Linked DNA regions of Homo sapiens: region 1 is linked to region 2. Evidence: chromatin loops called from intact Hi-C (ENCODE). Cell type or tissue: HCT116. All regions are shown on one strand. Each heading gives the region's core, and the rest is flanking DNA. Links, peaks and the distances in the headings are about the cores only.

Evidence for each region. Peaks named below come from ENCODE experiments on the same cell type or tissue, not always from the same donor. Only the 100,000 strongest peaks of a DNase experiment are listed, where the experiment ranks them.
Region 1: it touches region 2 in a loop (4-fold over the local background); 12 of 110 quality-filtered maps call a loop at or near these places.

What each region holds. Positions count from the first base shown.
Region 1 is chr3:11,199,632-11,210,633 of GRCh38, reverse strand. All of the region lies in intron 1 of HRH1 (histamine receptor H1), which reads right to left. The region is part of intron 2 of LOC102723663 (a long non-coding RNA gene); the gene reads left to right. Among named protein-coding and RNA genes, the nearest start is that of HRH1, 51 kb to the right of the region's middle. In HCT116, for the core only: a CTCF peak has its summit at 4,549 (motif pointing right); no DNase peak of the experiment used is centred there.
Region 2 is chr3:10,940,027-10,951,028 of GRCh38, reverse strand. It overlaps SLC6A11 (solute carrier family 6 member 11), which reads right to left. Exons shown (of 14, transcript NM_014229.3): 14 at 10,315-11,002. Among named protein-coding and RNA genes, the nearest start is that of SLC6A1, 47 kb to the left of the region's middle. In HCT116, for the core only: CTCF peaks have their summits at 4,968 and 5,168 (motif pointing left); a DNase peak (open chromatin) is centred at 5,148.

The sequences.
Region 1 (11,002 bases), core at 2,196-7,195, 260 kb before region 2:
TTTTGGTAGAGATGGGGTTTCACCGCATTGCCCAGGCTGGCCTCAAACACCTGGGCTCAAATGATCCGCCTGCCTTGGGCTCCCAGAGTGCTGGGATTACGGGTGTGAGCCTCCGCACCCAGCCAATAGCTGTTTTATTTAGTGCTTACTATGTACTGGGTGTACACACCATCTCATTTTATCCTCAGAGTAGTTTTGCAAGGTCGGGATTATTAACCCCATTTATTTATTTATTTTTTTGAGACAGGGTCTCGTTTTGTCACCCAGGCTGGATACACTGGCACGTTCAATAGTTCACGGCAGCCTCGACCTCCCGGGCTCAAGCAACTCTCCCATCTCAGCATCCCGAGTAGCTGAGACCACAGGTACTCACCACCATGCCCAGCTAATTTTTGTATCTTTTTTGGTAGAGACAGGGTTTCACCATGTTGCCCAGGTTGCTCTGAACTCCTGGGCTCAAGTGATCTGCCTGCCTCAGCCTGCCAAAGTGCTGGGATTACAGGCATGAGCCACTGCATGTGGCCCTATTAACTCCACATAAGAGATATAAAAACCAATGACAAAGTCACCCAGCCAGTAAGGGAAGAGGCGGAATTCAAACTTAAGTCATTTAATGCCAAGGTCTTCACTGTGTCTCACGACAACTGCATTTGATGCGATCTAACTTGTGTTGACACTGGGATAGGATCCAGAGACAAGCAAGACAAGGTCCCTAATGCCAGAAGTTCAGGGTCTATCTCGGCAGCACAGCAGAATAAGGATGAGCAAGCAATTAGAATTCACCTCCACATCCGAGCCTCATCCTGTACTAGCTGAGCCTCAGCTCCCTCCTCTGTAAAATAGAGTACTAATTCACCAAAATAATGGAGCCATAAGTCATCAGTCCTCTGCTATGTGAGGACACAGCAAGAAGGCAGCCACCTGCAAGCGAGAAGAGGCCCTACACCAGAGCCTGGCCATGGTGGCACCCTGATCTCAGACTTCCAGCCACCAGACCTGTGAGAAATCAATGTTTGCTGTTAAGGCTGCCTAGTCCATGACATTTTGTTATATATAGCAGCCTGAACTAAAACAGTAGTGATTCTGGAAGTCAGGTCTACTAGCCAAACACTGTGAACCACCGATACATTTAATTCCATTACACAGATCCAAAGTAGTTTTATTATCAAACTAAAGGTACAAAGAAAAGAGTCAAGAATCTCTAGGCAATTAAAAATTAGCATCACAATCTAGGTGCGGTGGCTCATGCCCATAATCCCAGTATTTAGGATTCCCAGTACTGGGGAGGCTGAGGCGGGAGGATCACTTGAGGCCAGGAGTTCAAGATCAGCCTGGGCAATAGAGCAAGAACCTACCTCTACAAAAAATATAAAAACTAGTCAGGCATCGTGGCATAAGCCTGTAGTCCCCACTACTTGGGAGGCTAAGGTGGGAGGATTGCTTGAGCCCAGTTATTTGAGACTGCAGTGAGCTATAATCATACTACTGCACTCCAGCCTGGACAGCAGAGCAAGACTCTTAAAAAAATTACCATCACAAATCAATTATGTTCAAATCTCTCTGTTAATAAGTATTTCTTGATTGGGCTGTTTAGATTTTAGCATCTACGTGGGCAATACAAGGCAGTTGAGGGTGAAGGAAACTGGCATCTCATGGCTGGGGTGATGCAAATTATTACTCTCTGTGGGCAGTTTTGTAGCTTTTACTCAAAATCTTTAAAATGTACATATTCTTTGGCTCTGCAGTTCTACTTCTGAGAATCTTTCATCCCACAGGGTACAAAAAGATGTTCACCATAGTGTTATTTTTATTACTGGAAAGTGGGACACAATATAAACAGCAGTCATTACGGGACTGGTCCCATGTTAGCACACAAGAACACCGGGATGGTATACAGCGATTAATAATCATGTGGCTTTCTCTGCTGACATGGGAAAGTGTCCATAATAGTTTGTCAAATTAAGAAGATGACAAAACGGTACATAATCATATTTCTGTAACATCGTATGTATGGGTGTGTATGCTTGCAGAAAAGTCTACAAAAATATTCCCTGGATTGTTCACAGTGGCTTTATCTTGGTAGAAGGATTTCAAGTGATATTTTTTCAAACTTTTGATTTAACAGATAGTATTGTGTTAGGAAGCTAAGCAAAAAAACCCTCAAAAAACAAAAAACTAGAGTGGCCAGGAGTGGTGGCTCATGCCTGTAATTCCAGCACTTTGGGAGGCCAAGGCGGGTAGATCGCTTGAGCTCAGAAGTTGGAGACCAGCCTGGCCAACATGGCGAAACTGTCTCTACAAAAAAATACAAAAATTAGCTGGGCGCAGTGGTACATGTCTGGAATTTCAGCTACTTGGGAGGCTGAGTCATGAGAATCACTTGAACCTGGGAGGCAGAGGTCACAGTGAGCCAAGATTGCACCACTGCACTCCAGCCTGGGTGACAGAGTGAGAGCCTGTCTCAAAAAAAAAAAAAAAAAGAAAAAACTGGAGTCAATCTAAAATTGCTTTAAAGAAAAGTGTTGAGGAAATAATAGAACAGGCAGGAAAGAGATGTGAGAAAATGGCAAAGGGGAGTGTGAAAGTTTGGCAAACACAGTTTTAAATTCTTCATCCTGCTCTTGCGTGGAAAGACTGTCTGCTCTTGCTTCTAAGTGATAAACATCTTAGTGGGAAAACCTCTTCCTTTTATTTACCCATTGACCCAGTTTTGGTGGTCAATGACGCCCGCCCTTCCTGACAGATGTTGGGGCATGGGCCAGACAGGCCCGCTGGGTACACAAGGATGCCCGCTCTTCTCCCTTGATCCTGCAGTGGCTCCCTAGGGCCTCCAAGTAGGGGGAGTAGTTCTGTTGATGGAGGGGTCACTATGTACAAAGACTGAGCTGAAATTTCTTGCACACCTTCTCAGAATCACCCTAGGAGGGAAGCTTTTTGAATGACCCCATTTTATTGAAAAAGAAACTAAGGCTCACAGAGGTCAAGGGTCTTGTCCAAGATCACACAGCAAGTAAGCGAAGGACCTCACGCTCCAGTTCAGGTCGGCCTCTTTCTTTTGTTTTTTTGAGACAGAGTCTCGCTCTGTCGCCCAGGCTGGAGTGCAGTGGCATGATCTCGGCTCACTGCAAGCTCCGCCTCCCAGGTTCACGCCATTCTCCTGCCTCAGCCTCCTGAGCAGCTAGGACTACAGGCGCCGCCACCACACCCGGCTAATTTTTTGTATTTTTTTTTTAAGTAGAGACGGGGTTTCACCGTGTTAGCCAGGATCGTCTGGATCTCCTGACCTCGTGATCCACCCGCCTTGGCCTCCCAAAGTGCTAGGATTACAGGCGTGGGACACCGTGCCCAGCCCAGGTCAGCCTGTTTCTAGGACCCATCACTCTGAACCTCTAGTAAGTTCTGCCTGAGCCTGGCCTTCAGGGCTGAGCATGACCTGGCTTCTGTCTACCTTTCCCGCCTTCCCCTCCCACTGCTGCCCCCTGCCCACCATCAACCCTCAGACCCCAAACTTCAATATACCCCAGTATCTCACACCTCCATGCCACTGCACCTGCTGTGCCCTCCCTGAAGCCCATTCCACTGCAAACCTCCAGAGACTTCCATCCGTCCTTCAACTCTCAGACCGAGTGTGCCCTTCTCTGTAATCCCTCCTTCCTTGACTCCACCCCGATAAGACAAAAGCCCTCCTCAGACCTCCCCACACTCCTCCTCCAGCTTCCCCCTCCTCAGCTCTCCCACCCTATTCCGTCATTGACTTTCCCTTGTCTGTCCCTTTCCACAGGTCCTTGTGCCCTTCGAGGGTGCAGACGGTGGTCTCTGCATCTCCTTTGCTCCACGTGCCAGGCACAGGTGCCTGGGAACTACAGAAGAGGTTGAATAGAAGGCTTAACAATGAGTTTGGAAGTCAGGCACAGAGGGTTTGACTTCCGGGGGCACCCCTTGCCAGCTGTATGACCCTGGCAAGTCACTCTTCCTTTCTGCGCCTTGGTCCCTGCATCTATAAATTGCTGTAAGGATGAAATTACATAATTATAGGTAAAGCACCTGGCACAGTGAACAGTCCACAAATCTTAGCTATAATAACAATGACGTCAGTTAAGTAACTCACTTAGAAACAACACTGGCCACTGAAGTGGAGGGCCAGTGAAGTGGAGTCAAGTGCTGGGAGGAAGTCCAGGCCAGCAGGCCAACTTTGGTATACAAAGATGTGAAAACACGCTTGGCGTGGTGGCTCACGCCTGTAATCCCAGCACTTCGGAAGGCCGAAGCAGGCAGATCACCTGAGGTCAGGAGTTCCAGACCAGCCTGGCCAAGATGGCGAAACTCTGTCTCTACTAAAAATATAAAAATTAGCCAGGCGTGTTGGCGTGTGCCTGTAGTCCCGGCTACTCCTCGGGAGGCTGAGGCAGGAGAATCACTTGAACCTGGGAGGCAGAAGTTGCAGTGGGCCGAGATTGCACCATTGCACTCCAGCCTGGGTGACAGAGCAAGACCCTGTCTCAAAACAAAAAAACAAAGATGTGAAAACAGCCAACCACCAGGTGGCAATCCATGCAAGAGCCCAGCTGCCGGGTGTGCCCCAGCTTCAAGCCAGACAGACCTCAGACATCCAGGGCCTGGGGAAGGTCCAGCCCCAAATGGCAGCCATCTGATAGCAGCAAAAGAAAACCTGTGGGCCAGGCGCGGTGGCTCACGCCTGTAATCTCAGCACTTTGGGAGGCCGCGGCGGGCGGATCACGAGGTCAGGAGTTCAAGACCAGCTTGGCCAATATGGTGAAACCCCATCTCTACTAAAAATACAAAAATTAACTGGGTGTGGTGGCGCATGCCTGTAGTCCCAGCTACTCAAGAGGCTGAGGCAGAAGAATCACTTGAATCTGGGAGGCGGAGGTTACAGTGAGCCGAGATAGTGCCGCTGCACTCCAGCCTGGGCAACAGAACGAGACTGTCTCAAAAAAAAAAAAAAAGAAAACCTGTGAACCTGGGGGCTGGGGAACAGAGCTCTTGCCCATGCGAAACATGGGGTGCTGGGAGAGCTCATGAAAATGTACATCATTCATGTGCCATGCGCTTGCTGAGTACTTCCCATGCATAATTCAATTTCAGCCTCATGGCAGCCTTTCTCAGTTGATGTTGTTATCCCAGTTCAGAGAGGAGTAAACTGAGGCCCAGAGAAGTTAAAAAACTTGCCCAAGGACATACAGCTAGTGAGTGGTGGAGCTGGGATTTGAACCCAGGCAGTCTGTTTCCAGAGAACTGCTTCAGGCCCTCCTGCCCCTATCAAGAGGCCAGGGCAGGGCAGAGCCTACAGGTGGGACTCCAGGGGTCCAGAGCTGGATGATCTACACACAGGGGATCACATGATGCAAGCAGTTTCCGTACAATGCGTTCTATTTAGGGTGGGTTGTCCTTCTCCAGAAGGAAGAATTTCTCCCTGGAGACTGGCCAGATGCAGCCTGGTGGGTGGCAGTGCATACATTCCCATCTCCTCAGACCTACCTACCAAGAACAGCCGCGCTGATGAGAGTCCTGTGTCACTGGCGAAATTGCTTCCAAATTGCCTTCTTCATTAACTGTGCAAATTTGCATCTTAATTAGGCTTAATGGAATACAATTACCAGACCCCACGTTTCTCTCTCTGATTTCAAGCAAGGATGCCACAGAGACAGGCCAGAAGCCAAAAACGTGGGGCTGGAGGGAGCCTGGTTGGGCTCTCCCTGCAGGAAACCTCGCATCTGGGAAAGGAGGGGCCAGGCGCTACCCAGCGGGGACTGCACCTGGTACATCCAGGCTCCTGAACTGAGGAGACCATGGGATTTGGAATCAAGCTTTGGGAAGCCTGCCTCTGCCTCTGACCAGTGGAGGACTGACCCTTTCTGAGCCTCTGTTTTCTCATTTGTAAATTGGAGATGGTGATAACATTTACTATGGGGTAGCTGCAGGGATCAAAGGTGATCGCGTGTGTGTTAGCACCTGGTAAAGCACCTAACACGTAGTTTGTTCTCTTTCTCCATGCCCTCCCTTTTTGAGGCCTACAAGGTTGTGCAGAGCTGATCCCGGCCTTCCCCTTCGGTGATTCAGTGAGCGTCAGCTTATTTCATCCTCCCTTCCATGCTCTGGCCATACACACTTCTGAGTCCTGGGAAGGCTCTAAGCTCCTTCCTGTCTTGTGAGCTTTTCAAGTGCTATTCCCTCTGCTTGGAACACCTGACCCCTGGTTAGTACCTACTCATCCTTCCAATCTCAGCTCAAACAGCACTGTCTCCAGGAAGCCTTCCCTAGCCCCAGAATAAACTCTCCTAACATCATTTATCTATGGGATTATTTAATATGTGTCCCTCTCTCTCCCACAGACAGTAAGCTCCATGAGTGCAGAGAACACTTCTATTGTGTTCTCTGTTGCATCTCCAGCTCCTGGTTCAGGGCTTATCACATAGTAGGTCCCATTCATGTCTGTTTAATGGATGGATATGAACATCCCACTGAGCCTCAGCGAATGTCAAGTGGGAGCCATAATCTCATCCTTATGGTGCTGTGAAATCATTAAATGATTTTTGGCACACAGTAGGTGTTTGACGAATGAGATACCTATTCTCCCATTCCTTTCAATTAAGGAAAAGTTAGAAGCAGGCATATAGGTAGCTTAAAGGACAGCATGTTCATGGATAGGAACCCCCAATATTGTCTAGATGTCAGTTTTTACCAACTTGATTTATAGATTTAATGCAACCCCAATCAAAATTCCAGCAAGTTATTTTGTGGATATAAGCAAACTGATTATGAAGTTTATATGGAGAGCAAAAGACCCAGAATAACCAACACAATATTGAGGGAGAAGAGCAAAGTTGGCAGACTGACACTACCCAACTTTAAGACTTACTATAAAGCTACAGTAATTAATATGGTATTGGTGAAACAATAAACAGAGTAATGGAACAGAATCCAGAATCCAGAGATAAATCGACATAAATACAGTCAAGTTGTTTTTGACAAAAGGGCAAAGTCAATACAATGGAGAAAAATTCTTTTCAGCAAATGGTGCTGGAACAACTGGACATCCACATGCAAAAAAGTACATCTAGATACAGACCTTACACCCTTCAGACAAAGTAACTCAAAATGGACCATAAGCCTAAGCATAAAACCAAAATTATAAAACTCCTAGAAGATAACACAGGAGAAAACCTGGATGACCTTGGGTTGGCAATGACTTTTTAGATACAATACCAAAGGCATGCTCCTTGAAAGAAATAATTAATTGAGAAGCCAGAAGGCAAAATGGTACAGCCATTTTGGAAGACAGTTTGGCCGTTTCTCACAAAACTAAATATACTCTTACCATACCATGCAGCAATTATACTCCTTGGTGTTTACCCAAGACTTGAAAACTTGTGTCTACACAAAAATCTGCACGAGTGTTTAAAGCAGCTTTATTTTTATTTATAATTGCCAAAGCTTGGAGGCAAGTAAGATGTCCTTTGGTAAGTGAATGGGTAAACTATGGTTCATCCAGATAATGAGATACTATTCAATGTTAAAAATAAATAAGCTATCAAGCCATGGGGAGAGATGGAGGAAACTGACATGCATACTATTAAGTGAAAGAAGCCCATCTGAAAACGCTACGTACTATATGGTTCCAACTGTATGACGTCCTGGAAAAGGCAAAACTTTGGAAACAGTAAAAAGATCAATGGTTAGCAGGATTTGGGCAGGGGAAGGGATGAATAGGCAGATCACAGATGATTTTTAGGAGAGTAAAAAATGCACGGTATTAGAATGATGGATACATATTATCCATTTGTCCAAACCCACAGAAAGTGCAACATCAAGAGGGAGCCCTCATGGAAACTGTGGCTCTGGGTGACAATGATGTGTCATGTAGGCTCATCCGTGGTAACAAATGCACCACTCTGTGGGGATGTTGACAGTGCAGGGGACTGTGCATATGTGAGGACAGAGGGTACATGTAAATCTCTATATCTTCAGCAGAATTTTGCTGTGACCCTAAGACTGCTTGAAGAAAAATAAAGTCTTCGTTAAAACAAAACAAAACATCTTGGCTAGGGGATGGAGGAGGGTGGGGGCCAGGAGGTCAATACCACATAGGGTCAGGATGCTAAAAGCTGGAAGAAGTCTTAGAAATCATCTAGTTAAAGTGGCTCCCAAACAAAGGTTCCCTTTATTTTTAATTAATTATTTATTTATTTATTTATTTATTTATTTATTGAGATGGAGTCTTGCTCTGTCACCCAGGCTGGAGTGCAGTGGTGTGATCTTGGCTCACTGCAACCTCTGCCTCTTGGGTTCAAGTGATTCTCCTGCCTCAGCCTCCCGAGTAGCTGGGATTACAAGGCGCTCACCACCACACCGGGCCAATTTTTGTATTTTTAGTAGAGACAGGGTTTCGCCATGTTGGCCAGGCTGGTCATGAACTCCTGACCTCACATGATCTGCCCCCCTTGGCCTCCCAAAGTGTTGGGATTACAGGCGTGAGCTACAGCGGCCAGCCTCAAAGTTTCCTTTTAATCTTTCCTTTTATTAGAAATTAGAAATAATTTTATCTACCGCAAAACTCAACCGTATGTATTAAGGAAGAATCCATTTTCCCCACCTCTGAATTACCCCAAGACCTCCAGCTCTTCAGTCCTGGTGCCTGCCCCGGTGAGGGGGGAGTATGTGGAGACAGCCAGCCCAGGCAATTTGGCAAAACAAGAGACTGCCCAACACTGCCACAGGCCTGGGCGGCAGACAAATGATTTCCTTTAACTTCTCGGAAAAGTTAACAATAGCCTGGACTTCACAGAGAGGGGCAAGGTCCCCGCTTTTATTTTTCCCAGCTGGACATGCTTCCTGTGAGCAACTCAGCAGGCACTTGGCAAGGCCCAGACAGGCTAGCTTTCTTCCTGGGCATGTCCCCCTTGAGGGTGTGGCAACAGCCCTGGTGACACCTGGAATTTTCAGACAGCCCTTCTCCGACTAGTCTAAGGATATGCTGTTTTTTCAGCCTGTTTCTTGGAACCCCATGTTTAACCTCAGGTCCTTATGAACCTCTGCAGAGGTTTCCCTCACTCTGATCCCCACTGTTAGGCACACACCCCAAAGCATCCAGGACACAGTGACTTCCTCTTAGCTCCTCTCCCTCATGTCTTTCTCTGCCCCTCCCACTGCCCTCTACCGTCCCCCAAGTCTAGTCTCTCTGCTTTGCTCTGGTTGCACCATTACTCACCATCCCATAATACCCCGTGCCCTTTCAGACTTTGGAGCTTGTGCACATGCTGTCCCCTTTGCCTATGAAAGGGCTTCCTCCATCTGAGCACCTGGCAAACTTCCATACAAGCAGGGCAAGTCAAATCCTTCTCCTGCACATCAGAGGCTTGCCTCTGTCAGCCCCTCTCTGGCCGTAGGGCAATTGGTTTATGTGCACTCTGCTTCCCCTTCTAGACTGAGGGGATCCTCTGAGAAAGATGGCATGTTTCCTCTGTTTGAGCTCCAGTTTGGACAGGGCCAGTAAGCAGCAGCGGGCCTCTGGATACCTTTCTCTAGCGAATCCACTGATAGATCCCCGAAAACTGCACACAGCATTTTGAGGGCAGGGGCATCTTTCTGAGGAGAGGCCCTCAAAGGGATCTATTCCCCCTTAAAAAACAAAGAATTCTACTCTAGACCCTCAGCATCTTAATGGAAGGGGATATGTCTAATCTTTTCCTCTATTTCACAGCTCTGCACATAGTAGGCCATTACTATAAAATGATATTAAGTCATGGAGTTTTTTTGAGCTGGTGATCTAGTCCAGCCTTCCCATTTCCCAGATGAAGGAGCTGAGCCCCAGAGCAGGGAAATGCCTTACTCATTTGTAAGCCAAATGGAATGATCAGGGGAAATGACTTTCTGCGTAAGGGTTAGGTAATGGTCATATATTAATATTAATTTCCTCACCCTTCCATGTATTCCCTAATCAGTTTTCAAGTTTCTACTCTGTGCGAGGTATAAGTGTGGGGATGCAGAAATGAACAGCACATAGTTCCTGCTCTTGGAGAGCTCACAAGCTGCAGGAAGAGATGAATGCCTGGATCATGGAGAAGCTAGACAGAGGAGGGAGGAATGATTTCCTGGCCTGGCCTCTAGGAAGCTTTGTGGAGAAGTGGCATCCAAGCTGTGCACAAAGGATGTCCCAGGCTCTTCAACGGCAGAGCTGAGCCCATGTCCCTGCTGTATTCTCCAAACAGTCACAGACCATATGGTCTCTCTATGGCATAGAGTAGTCATTAGGATGATCTAGGCTGTGAGTAACAGAAAACCCCAACTCACTTGGCTTATGTAATAAGGAAATGTATACTCCCTCTAATGAGAAGTCCCAAGTTAGGGCAGCTCCAGGGCTGGTTAGTTTCACACCTTAAAGACATCATCAGGGACTCCTATCCTTTCCATCTTTGGTTCTGCCATTCTCTGCATCTGTCAGTCGTGTCCTCAAACCAGATTGCCTCCTGGTTGCAAGATGGCTGCCACAGCCCCGGAGGTCACACCCAGACACAACAATATCCAAGGATCTTTCTCTCTGCATCTCTTTCTTAAGATCAAGGAGAATTTTTCTAGAGGCACCTGGACCCCAGCCTCACCAACCTCCCACATGTGTCATGTCCACTACTGAACAAATCACCAGCAACAGGATTAGGTTTCCCATGATGGGCTGAGCTGAGAATGGGGTCACCTTCTCTGAAGGGTAGTTACCTGAACAAGATGAAGCTTCTATTAACCAGGAGGCAGGGGAATGGCTGCCAACTGTGACTATCATATGAACCAACCCAAATGACCATTTCTCAGGTTCCTCATCTGGGGAGCACCTGAAATGGAGCCAGCAACGTGGTCAACTGTACATCTCTTCAGCCAAGCATGCTCTTAGATCCATCAACAGCAGGCGACAAATATGCCTGGGTCCCTAATGTGTGCTGGGCTCTGGGCCAGGTGCTGGGAGGACTAGGAGGGGCCAGAGAGGCACAGT
Region 2 (11,002 bases), core at 3,005-8,004:
GGAAACACGGCAAGGCAGAGGCCCTCTGGTGGACAGGCGCAGAGTGGATTAAAATCTTAAGTCTGAGAGAAGACCAGGGAGTTAGTGGTGTAAAATGAGGCTGGAGAGGGAGAGGGGCCAGTCTCTGCAGAGCCTTGTAGGCCACTATGTAGGGTTTAATCTTAATACCTGCAGCAATAGGGAGCCATTGATGGTTTAAGCTGGGAATGGTCAGGGCTGGTGCCCAGATTTGCATTTCAAGATCATTCTATCTGCTGTGTAGAAAATGGACCAAAGTGGAGGGTGGGGGTGTGCACTGCGGCCACAGGGAGTCCCGGAAGGAGACCCCGGAAGTGGTCCAGGTGTGGGGGTGATGGGGCTTGGGCTGGGTGAGTGAGGAGGCAGCAGGGGTGCAGAGAGGCCCCTTTGAGAGTAAACAGGTAGATCTTACAATGATTGCAGTTGCACGAGGGAGTCTGGGACAGGATTGATTGATGTTTGGGTTTCTGGCTTGGGCGACAAGATGGCTTAACTCACCATCTTGCCAGGGAGGAGGCTTAACTCGCCAGGGAGGAGACTTTTCCCAAACCACTGTCCCTCTGGTGCCCACTGTTACCGGGAGAGTGTCTTAAAATACTGATTCCTGGGCCCGTCCCAGGCCTACTGATTCCAGACCTCTAAGGACATAGTTGAGAATCTGCATTTTTGAAATGTGCTTCCAGGAAAGTCCAAGAATCAGTCCATGACCAGGGGCACCCTATTTTACAGAGGAAGAAACAGGCCCCACCAGGAGAAGAGACTTTTCCAGGATCACACAGGATGAATGCAGTAAAAATAACCAGCATAAGATGTCTCATAAGCTGTTCCCACTCATAGTTTCCATTCAAACGGGCGCAAACCCCGAGCAGGCTATGGGGTGGTGGGAACACTGGCTTCTGCCTCACACGGAGCTTGGGTCAAATCCTGACATCACCATTCCCTCTTTGCGAGACGCGAGGCAAGTCACATTACCTCCGTTAACCTCAGGGTCCTCATCTGCAAAATGGGCACAAAATATGTGCTGAAAAGATGGTTGTGGGGTTTGCGTGGATGACGTGCCCAAGGCAAGTGTCAGATGCCCAGTGCAGCGAAGTCTAATTATTAAAGCTCCATCCCGCCCCTACCAAGGGTGGCCTCAAGTGCAGCCAGAGGCATGAATGGCATCTGTGAGTTTGTGTGTGTGTCTGCATGTGTGTGCATATGTGTGTCCAAGTGTGTGTGTGATGGGGTGTTTTGAAGAGCCACTTCCCCTGGCCACCGACCCGTCACAGTGTCTAAATGCCCACCATGAAAGCCACATTCCTCCACATGCTATTTTATTCCATACCCTTCTGAGCCCAGAAGGATTTTACAGAGGACGAAGTAGAGATCTGAGAGAGGGAAGGTCATCTGCCCAAAGGAAGAATGAGGACCCTAGCTCATGTGTGCTGCACCACTCGCCCGGTCTTCTGGTCTGGTGGCCCCTGGGTGACAGCAGGAGCCGTGGTGGGGGAGCAGGAGCATGTACTCCGCACACGGGGAGGGGGCTGGGCAAGGCGCCCGCCACAATCAAGGCGCAATCAGCGCTAATCAGCGTGTTCTTGAAATAGACCCAACTGGATGGGGGAAGCGAGCAGCCGCCTGGGTTTGTATAGCGGCAATCAGAGGGAGGCAATTTTAGATTCGAGGGAACAACAGCTCTTTGTCCATGCGCCCAGGGACTCTGCCGAGCTCTGCGGAGCCCACTGCGGCTTGGAGATAAAAACACCCCATCAGGCCTGCAGCTGCCCTGGCCCAGGAAGTGGGGCGTGGGAGCAATGGGTCCAGCTGCCTCCAGGGTGAAGTCCAAACTCTCTAGCATGGTGGCTGAGTACCTACTGTGTGCTGGGTGCATGTACACCTGCTTCTTTTGTGAGACGGGGGCTCTGTTTTGCAGGGGAGGAGATGGAGGCTCAGAGAGGAAGAGGTTTGCCCAAGGTCACTCAGCTGAGCTGGGATGGGAATCCAGTCTGTCTGGCTCCAAAGCTGTGTCCATTCCTTTCATGGGGGCCCATCAGGCCCTGGGAGGCACTGTTTTAGGTTAACGTAAGCCAACACCCTAATGGAACTCCCAGGTCTTGCAAAAATCTTGAGGCTCAGAGATTATTGGTTCCAATTTGCAGATGAGCAAAGGGAGGCTCAGAGAGGTGAAGAGACTTGCTCAAGGTCACCCAGATGGTGTAAGAGATAGAGCCATGATTCAGATCCACACCTTTGAGATGCCAGAGACCACGCTGAGCTATGAACTTCTTCAAAGGCCCAGCCTTTGCCGACCCTGGGGCCTCCTTCCTCTCCCTGCTGAACGATGCCTGGTTGTCATGCAGCTGGCCCTGGTGGTGGACATGGTGGGTTTTTGGTGAGCCAGCATCATCCCCCATCTGTTGGCCCCCTGATTTCCTTTTGGGGTGGTAACTCTCAGGCAGAAGGGAAGTTCCCTGACAGTGGTGGGCTCTGGCTCAGGTCTGCCATGAGTGCTAACAGGCATGAACCGCCCCACCACAGGGGTTGAGGGGAAGGCACGTTGGCGGAGAAGGCAGGGAAAGCTGGCCAGGAGGAGGCAACAGCAGTCCAGGGGATGATGGGAGGTCAAAGCAGTGGCTGGGGTGGAGGGAGTGAGTGGACTTGAGAGGTTTAAAGGAGGAAGAGCCAATGAGACTCACCGGTGGATTGAATGCGGGGAATGAGGAGGTTTTCTCGCTTGACAAGTTGGCCCCAAACCTCAGTCATCCTCAACTCCTCTCTCTGTCAATCCACCAGGAAACCCTGCTGGTTTACCTTCAAAATATACCCAGAATCAGATCCCGAATCCCCTTCTCTCTGGTACAGCCACCATCATCTCTTTCCTGGAGGACAACAGCCTCCTCCCTGGTCTCCATGCTTCCACCCAAGCCCCTGCCAGCAGCCCGAGGGGCCTTATTAAAACAGGAATCAGAGCAGGTCCCTTTCCTGCTGAGAACCCTCACTCATCCTCATTGCACATCTGCACTGGCCTCGGGGCTCTCTGTGATCTGCCCACCACTTCTCTGGCCTCCCCTTCCACCAGTGCCCTTTGCTCACTTTGCATCAGCAACCCTGGCCTCCTAGCTGCCTGGGAACACTGCAGATAAGCGCCCACCCAAGGGCCTTTGCACACACCGATCTCTGTGCCTGGATGCTCCTCTTGGGACAGCCACCGCCGCCCTCCTTCACCTTCCCCATGAGGCCTTCCCTGACCAGCCTGTTTAAAATTCCAACCTCCCCATTCTGACCCTTCCTATACCTCTTCCCTACCTTATTTTTAGCCAGATAATTTATCATCTTCTGTCACACTGCATAATTTTACTTTCCAAAATGTCCGTGTTCTTGTCTCCTCTGGCGAGAGTGCGAGCTCCCCGAGGGCAGGGCCATAGATGATGCTCCATCAATATTTGCCGAATAAAGGAAGTGGTTGGACAGCGGTGTCACTTACTGAGATAGGAAGGAATAGGCTGGGCGGGGGTAAGGATTGGAGGAGGTGAATTCAGTTGGGAAAATTGGGTTTGAGATGCTGAATGGATGTTCAAGAGGAGAGATCCAGAAGGCAGTCAGATATGTAAGTTCATATCTCAGTTTTCTCATCTGTAACCTGGGCTGATAATCCCAGCTCCCTCAACAGGGGAGTGTGGGGAGGGAGGTCTGATGAGTTAATAGAGGTGGCAGCACTTAGTTCATAGTCAGCCCTCACCAAGCATGGCTTCCTGGCTTGTTTGCTCCCTTCTTCCTTCAACAACCATGACGAGCTCCCAGAGACAAGCGGCAAGCTCAAGGCCCCTGGAATGCTGGCCCATAAATGTTACGGGGAGCTCTGTGGCCCGGAGGAGGGGTCCTGCTGCATCTGCCTCTTCCTTGGCTTCCCAGGGGAGGCTGGAGACAGGACTGAAGGCAGCTTACGTGGTGACGCCTCCTCTCCCCTCCCATCTCCCTCTGGCCACATCTTCCAGCCACAGGAGAATCATTGTTTCTTTCTCTGGAGCCTTCATTTATAACCAACCTCTTGATGGCAAGGAAAGGATTTTTAAAAATAGCTTTATTGATTCTGGTTTTTGGAATATAAAAGCAATAGATGTTCTTTGTTAAAAAAAAATTAGATGGTACAGAAAAAATAAAAGAAAAAGGAGAAAATAAAAATCAGCCCAAACCTTATCATTCAGAGATAATCACAATCGACATTTCCGTGTTCTGCCTCTCGTCTTTGTTCCGTGCAGGCACTCAGACATTTTTGTGTTTAAACGGGTTGGGGCAAGACTCCAGGATAGATGGAGCAAGATAGGGGCTTGGGGCATGGCCGGGAAGATGCCAAGTAGGGTGTGGCACAAGGGGCCTGTGTCATTGTAGGTACACAGAGCAAAACCCGCAGCCTGTCCCATGTGCCCGGTCACCTCTCCCACCTCACCACTATTTACACATTCACCCAATCCCACCCCCTGAAAGCTGCTGCAGAAATGCTTTCAATAATCACCTTTCCTGATCATGTGGGGCTTTATAAAACAAATGCCATATAGCCATGTTCTCATTTCATCCTCAGAATAACCAAAAAGAAAGTTCCTGTGATTAGTGCCACTTTACAGATGAGGAAACCGAGACTTGGAGAGGCAGCATGTCTTTTTTGAAGGCACACAGCGAATTCAGAGCTAGGGTGCAGGTCTCCTGACACCGGCTGGGGCCCTTCTGACCATGGACCCGAGGAAGGAGGCTCACTGGGAGAGCCATGTTCTCCCTGTGTGCCGGACGCTTGACACACACCATCATCTCATCTCATCCTCTCGGCACCCCTGAGTGGCTTATTCTGTCCACTTGTACAGAAGAGGACGTTGAAGTCAGAGAGGCAAAGTCACTTGCCCAAGGTCACACAGCAAAGGAGTGAGAGAGTTAAGAACCCTCACTTCTGGCTGTTAGGGTAGTGCTGCAAACGTGAGCTAGGGATGGGGCAGGGTGAGAAGGATGAATTGTGCGCGTTTGACAAGGGCAGCCTTTCTGTCCCCCATCTGGGCACCCAGAGTGAGACCTCTGGATCCTCTAGTCTCAACTGTGGGGTCCCAGCTCTAGTCCTGACCTCACTGGCCTGAGCCAGGACCACAGGGAGGGGGCTTGGGTTTAGCAGCAGCGCCACCTGGTGGCTGACTTGCTGCTAACAGAGCCTGGATCTGCCAGCCACAGGCCCCTCTGAGCCCAGGACTGGGATGGAGGGGTGGGGGTGGGGGAGAGTGGATAAGGGCAGGAAGGCTCAGGGCTCATTCTTCCCTGCTAGAGACCTGGGCCAAGCCAATAGTTGCCTGGTATAGAGGGAAAAAGCCAAGAATTCTGGGTTTGATCCACCTGGCTTTGAATTCCGGCACAGCCTGTGTGATGTTGGGCAAGTTCCTCCTTTTAGCTCTCCGAGCCTGTGTGCACATCTGTAAAATGAGAACAAATCACAGTTCCAGTGGTTGGTTTGAGGATTATGGAAAACACCCACCTCATCCGAGGTGCATGGTAGGTGCTCAATAAATAACACTTGCCTTCACTCTACACGGTCCTCTGCCCCTCTCTCCATCATCTGACCAGGGGCTCCCAGAGCTCAGGCCCAGATTCCTCTGTTAGGTTTCCCCTAAATCCTTTGCCTTTGGTGGGGGGCTGAGTTCCTGGCTCAGCCTGGGCTACAAGAGCCTCCTCACTTCAGGAATGGTTGGCTTTGAAAAGAACGGCAGAGAAAATTCCCAGGAGAATAAGAAAAGCCAAGTGTTGGCTAGACCCAGATGGGGGATCTGGCACACCCAGGTTGGGAATCTCAAGAAAACTCAGGCCTGTACAAGCCTAGGAAGATCAAGGTCAAAAAGTCCTTGTCCCATCATGTACCTGCCGGCCGCCTATCGTGGTCTGCGGAGTTCTGGCCTGGCTTTTCCATCTATGGCAGCTGGGCATCCGGCCCCTTTATTCGTGTTGGCTCCAGCTCCCCCATCTCTGCGCCCCGCTGTAAGAGCATTTCTGAGCTACCCTCCTCCCCTTTCCTCAAGGCTACATCCTGCATATTGCTCCCCCAGGCAGGGCCCCCCAAGGTGACCCCAAGTACTCCCTAGGACTCTGGATGACTAAAATACCCCCCAGTCATGACCAAGAGCCCTGATATTTTTTATAACTCTTGATGGCTCTCAGCACCTCTTAATGCTCCCCAATGAGCCTCCTTTTTTTTTTCAGTAGCCGTTATGACTCTCATATACTCCTGTCACTCCCAGTCTCTCGTAACTCCCAAATGGCTCCACATAATTCTACTGGGTCTCCAGGCCCTCTCCCCTTGCAACATCTCTTTCAGGTCTCTGGGGGTTCCCAGGTACTTCCAATGCCTCTCACTGGCTTTAACATCCCCTTGTCTTTATCAGTGAACTCTCATGGCCTTCTATCGTTTTCTGGGAAATTGTGAAGGTTTCCAGAGGTCCCTAGTGTCACCAAAGGCATTCCAAGGCCCCTGAAGACCCTCAGACCTTCCCCACATGGCCTCCACCACCATCCATAGCTTCTCTATGGCCTTGAGTAACCTCTCAATGCTGATGGCTGTGGTGACACTCAGTGGCTCCCAACAGTGCTGTGATGGTCAATTTCATGTGTCACCTTGACTGAGCTAAGGAATGTGCAGATAGCTGGTACACATTGTTCCTCGCGTCTCTGTGAGGGTGTTTCCGGAAGAAATTAGCAGTTGAATCAGTAGACCTAGTAAACAAGACCTGCCCTCACCAAGGCAGACAGGCGTCATCCAATCCTTTGAGGACCCAAGTACAACAAAAAGGTGAAGGGAAAATTTTTCTCTGCTTGAACTGGGACATCCATCTTCTCCTGCCATTGCACGTCAGTGCTCTTGGCTCTCAAACCTTTGGGTTTGGACTGGAACTACACTGTTGACTTTCCCGGGTCTCCATGTTGCTGATAGTAAATCATGGGACTTCTCAGCCTCCATAATTGCATGAGCCAATGCTTTATAATAAGTCTCTTTCTATATATTTTTATCCAATGTTTAGAGAAGTTTCTCTAGAGAAGCCTGACTACTACAGGTGGTCGGTGGAAAGTGCATGGGCCTTGGCGCCAGACACACCTGGGCTGTTACCCCGGCTCTACCACTTTCCAGCTCTGTGACCTTGGGTAGCTGAATCTACCTCTCTGAGCCTGTTTCCTCATTCCTGGTAGAATGTGAACACCATGCCAACTTACAAGGCAGTTGAGGGCAAGGTAATGCATAGGAAAGTGTCTGGTATGGTCTCCAGCACTGAGTAGGTCTTCAATGCCTATGTATTCCTTTTCCCATGGCTCCCCACTCTGGGGCAAGCTGGGCACTTGTTCATCCAAGCTCCTGTCCTGTGGGGGGACCAGCATCAGATGCCATTCCATGATAAGCATGGTGTTACCTGATCTTGCTCTGCCAGAGAGATTGGTGAAGATACATGAGGGGTTATAGAAAGTAGACTGGGGTGAAACCCTGTCTCTACAAAAAAAAAAAACAAAACTGGGCAGGGTGGCACACACCTGTTGTCCCAGCTACTCAGGAGGCTGAGGTGGGAGGATCACCTGAGCCCAGAAAGTGGAGGCTGCAGTGAATGGGGAGTACCCTGGTTCCCTGCTCTCCCAAAGCCTCTGTCATCACTCGGGATGTTCCCTCATCTCAAATGTCCTTCTCTGCCTAAGTCTTCCCATCCCCCAAGGTGCAACTCAAGTCCCACATCCTTGGTTAAGTGGCTGGGCACATGGGCCTTATTTAGATCCAGCAAACCTGGATCCAAACCCAGCTCCTCCACTTGCCAGGAGGTGTAATTTGTATCTCTTAGAGCACATTATTTACAGTTCTGAACTCTAGTTTTCTCCTATGAAAAATGGGATTAATGACAATTACCTCTTAGATTTGTTGTGAGGCTCTGATGAGGTAATGCAGGCACGACCCTGGAACGCAGCAGGTGCTCCATAAACAGTTCTTATTCCTGCCTGCAGTACTTCCCCAGCACTCAGTCCATGGCACATCCTGCCATATGGTTTCCTGTGAAGTGGCTCTGACACTTGAGCCACGCTGGATGCTCAGAGAGTGCTGCATGTGTTACTCTTTCCAGTATCCCTCACAAAGTGGGCATTATTTAAAAATGAGAGAGAAGTGGCCAGAGTTGGCAACAAAGGCTGACTTTTCTCCCTAATGGGTAATGAGGGGCCCAAGCTCATTTGCTTTTTAACGGCTTGAGATGGTGCAGGGGACTGATTATGAGATGGGAATACAGAGTTCTAGGGGAATCTTGGGCAAATCACATTCCCTCTCTGGGTCTCATTTCTTTGCCATTCTACCAGTGGCTAACCGAGGCCCAAGGAGTGGGCAGACTTGCTCACTGCCACACTGAAGAACTCTAACTGGCTGGAAGACGGCTAGGAACAGGAGGTCAGAATCAGAACAGCATCTCCCTGTGAACTTACTCCTGTCCAGAAGCGTATGGACACCTCTCCTCCTAAGAGTAGGAACACTCCAGGGAAGGGGCTGTTAGTCCTGAGTCCACACAAAGAATATGGTGGCTGCTCAGTAAAGGGCTGCTGAATGCATGAAAGAACTCAATTTTCCAAAGTTGGCCACTTTCAGCAGAATATGCCTGCTCTTTGGTGCCTGATCCCCTCCCCCATGGGAAATGCTGTTAGGCCTGAGGTAGCCTTGACTTCACTGCCAAAGCTCCTTTCCCCTTCTCTGGTTATTGGCAGTGTCTAGTAGAGGCAGCCTGCAGTGTCCCACTTGGCCAGCAGGGGTCACTAGCACACACTGCAGCCTGGAGGGGTCTAGTGCGTCAATTAATTCCTCATGCTATTAATTCTATAGGCTCAAGAGTCTGCAAATGAAGTTTCCTGGGAATGAGTGAAACTCATATTTCTGTGACTCAGCCTCCTCTTGCATATGACAGCTGCTTAATGCAAGACACTTTCAGACATGAGGAGGGAAGATGGCAGGGAACAGGTGACTGCAGCAATCCCTGTGGCTCTGTGAGGGTAGGAATTACTCAGGGACCCTGGCTGTGGATCACAGAGACTTTCTGAATTCCAGAAGTCTGTGGGATGCTTTCCTACGAGCAGATATTACCACCTCAGAGAGGATCAAAGGCCAAGACAGGGTCAGGTAGACTTGAGATCAGGGATTTCAAGCAAAAAGTTGACCAGACAGGAATGAGTAGACACTGCATAAGATGATCTTACTGTCATGAGCTGGCAGGACAAAACATGCCTGTGGTCTAGAGTAGCCATTTAGAAATATCAGACACAAATTTAGAGGCTTTAGTCTAAGTTCTAGGCAATACTACAAACACTTTTTGAGCTTAGGCATTATTTATTCAGGATAATAACTAGTGTGAATTCAGAACCTTACCATTCACACACAGAGCTCACGGGATCTTCATGATCCCGTGATGCCTGCATTACCTCATCAGAGTTAGACCCTGTATTTGAAACAGGAGCTATTATCCCCATTTTGGAGATGAGAAAACTGAGGCTGGCAAGGGCAGATCCTGGAGCCTAACTCAGGGCTGCATACTCCAAATCCTCATCTCTCTGTGCTCTGCCTTGCCTGCCTCAAACATGAGTGTCTGCCTACTAGGACACAAGCATAAGTTTTGTGGCAGCTATTTTCACCACTGTGAGGGGGCTGTTGCTTTATTTAGGCCTCATAGCACGAGAAACAATAAGGCATTGTGGTCAGGAGACAGGGCTTTTGGGTCAGACACACCTGAGTTCTCTTTCTGGTCCTGATGTTTACTAGCTGTGTTACCGTGGGCAAATTGCTTGACTTTTCTGTGCCGCAAAATCCCCTATCTGTAAGGAGGACGGAGAAGAGGCGGCTGGGGACAGAGAAGGGCCTTAGAAGAAAACCAGGCCCCACTGTGGCTCCTTCTCATGGGAGGCTGGAGGAAGGTCTTAGAACATAGATCCTGGCTGGGGTGGCTGCAAGAATAGATGGCTATCTGTAAAACAGGGGAAGTAATAAAGAAATAAAGCAATACATAAATAAAGTGGAGAAGTACCTACTTTACAGAGTTGTTGTAAGGATTAAAAAGACAACTTCTGTAAAGCATCTAGCACATACTAGGCAAATGGTAAATACATGAACCTAAAGAAGTCTGGGCTCCTAAAACACCACTGCTTTTGTTTCTAATTTGTAGTGCTGAGTTGAGACTGCAGCTTCCACACAGGGACCCAAGATGGTTTTGCAGGCATATCATGGAGGGAATAAAACCAGGACAAAAAACCCAACGAATACCACCTTGCTAGGAATAGCCACACTGATTGTTCATTTCTTTAATTTTTAAAAATGAGTAAGCAGACAATCTTGCACCCTTTGAATGCCCAATAAAAATGTTCATTATGCAAAACAGTACAACCTTTTTCATTTTTTAATAATACTGTAAATATCTCAGAAAGGATGTATTGTTTCTAATGAATATCAAAAAAGTCATCACAATGACATGTTCCCCTGCCCCCACATTGCCCTCCCCACCCCCAAAGTTACCCAAATACTAGTAGGAAATTACAAAAAACAAAAAGCAACAATCCACCCTCCGCCCTGCCCCATGAGTAGTGTTAAGTGAGTCAAGCGTTAGCCACATTACGACGTGTGTGTGTGTCGGCGATGGCGGACCACAGGGATCTGTGGAGAACCGGTAGCAGCAGCAATGGGAAGCCTCCTTGCCTGGGGCCTGCTGGGAAGACAGCAGCCGAGGATAAACACAAGCAGGGCCCCAGCCTGGCCCTTCCTGGGTCCGCAGAACCAGACAGCTCAGGGAGACGAGAGTGGGATGGTGGCTTGCCCATAAGAAGCTGGGCAGGCCTGAACTGTGTGCACAGAGGGGGCCCAGGCTAGGCTTCCCGTCCTGCCCAGTGGGGCACTGGGCATCCCTCTTAGTAGACACAGGCTTCAGATCAGGGCTGGCCAGAGCAGAGATGCTGGGGGTTTGCAGACTTTTGGGTGAAT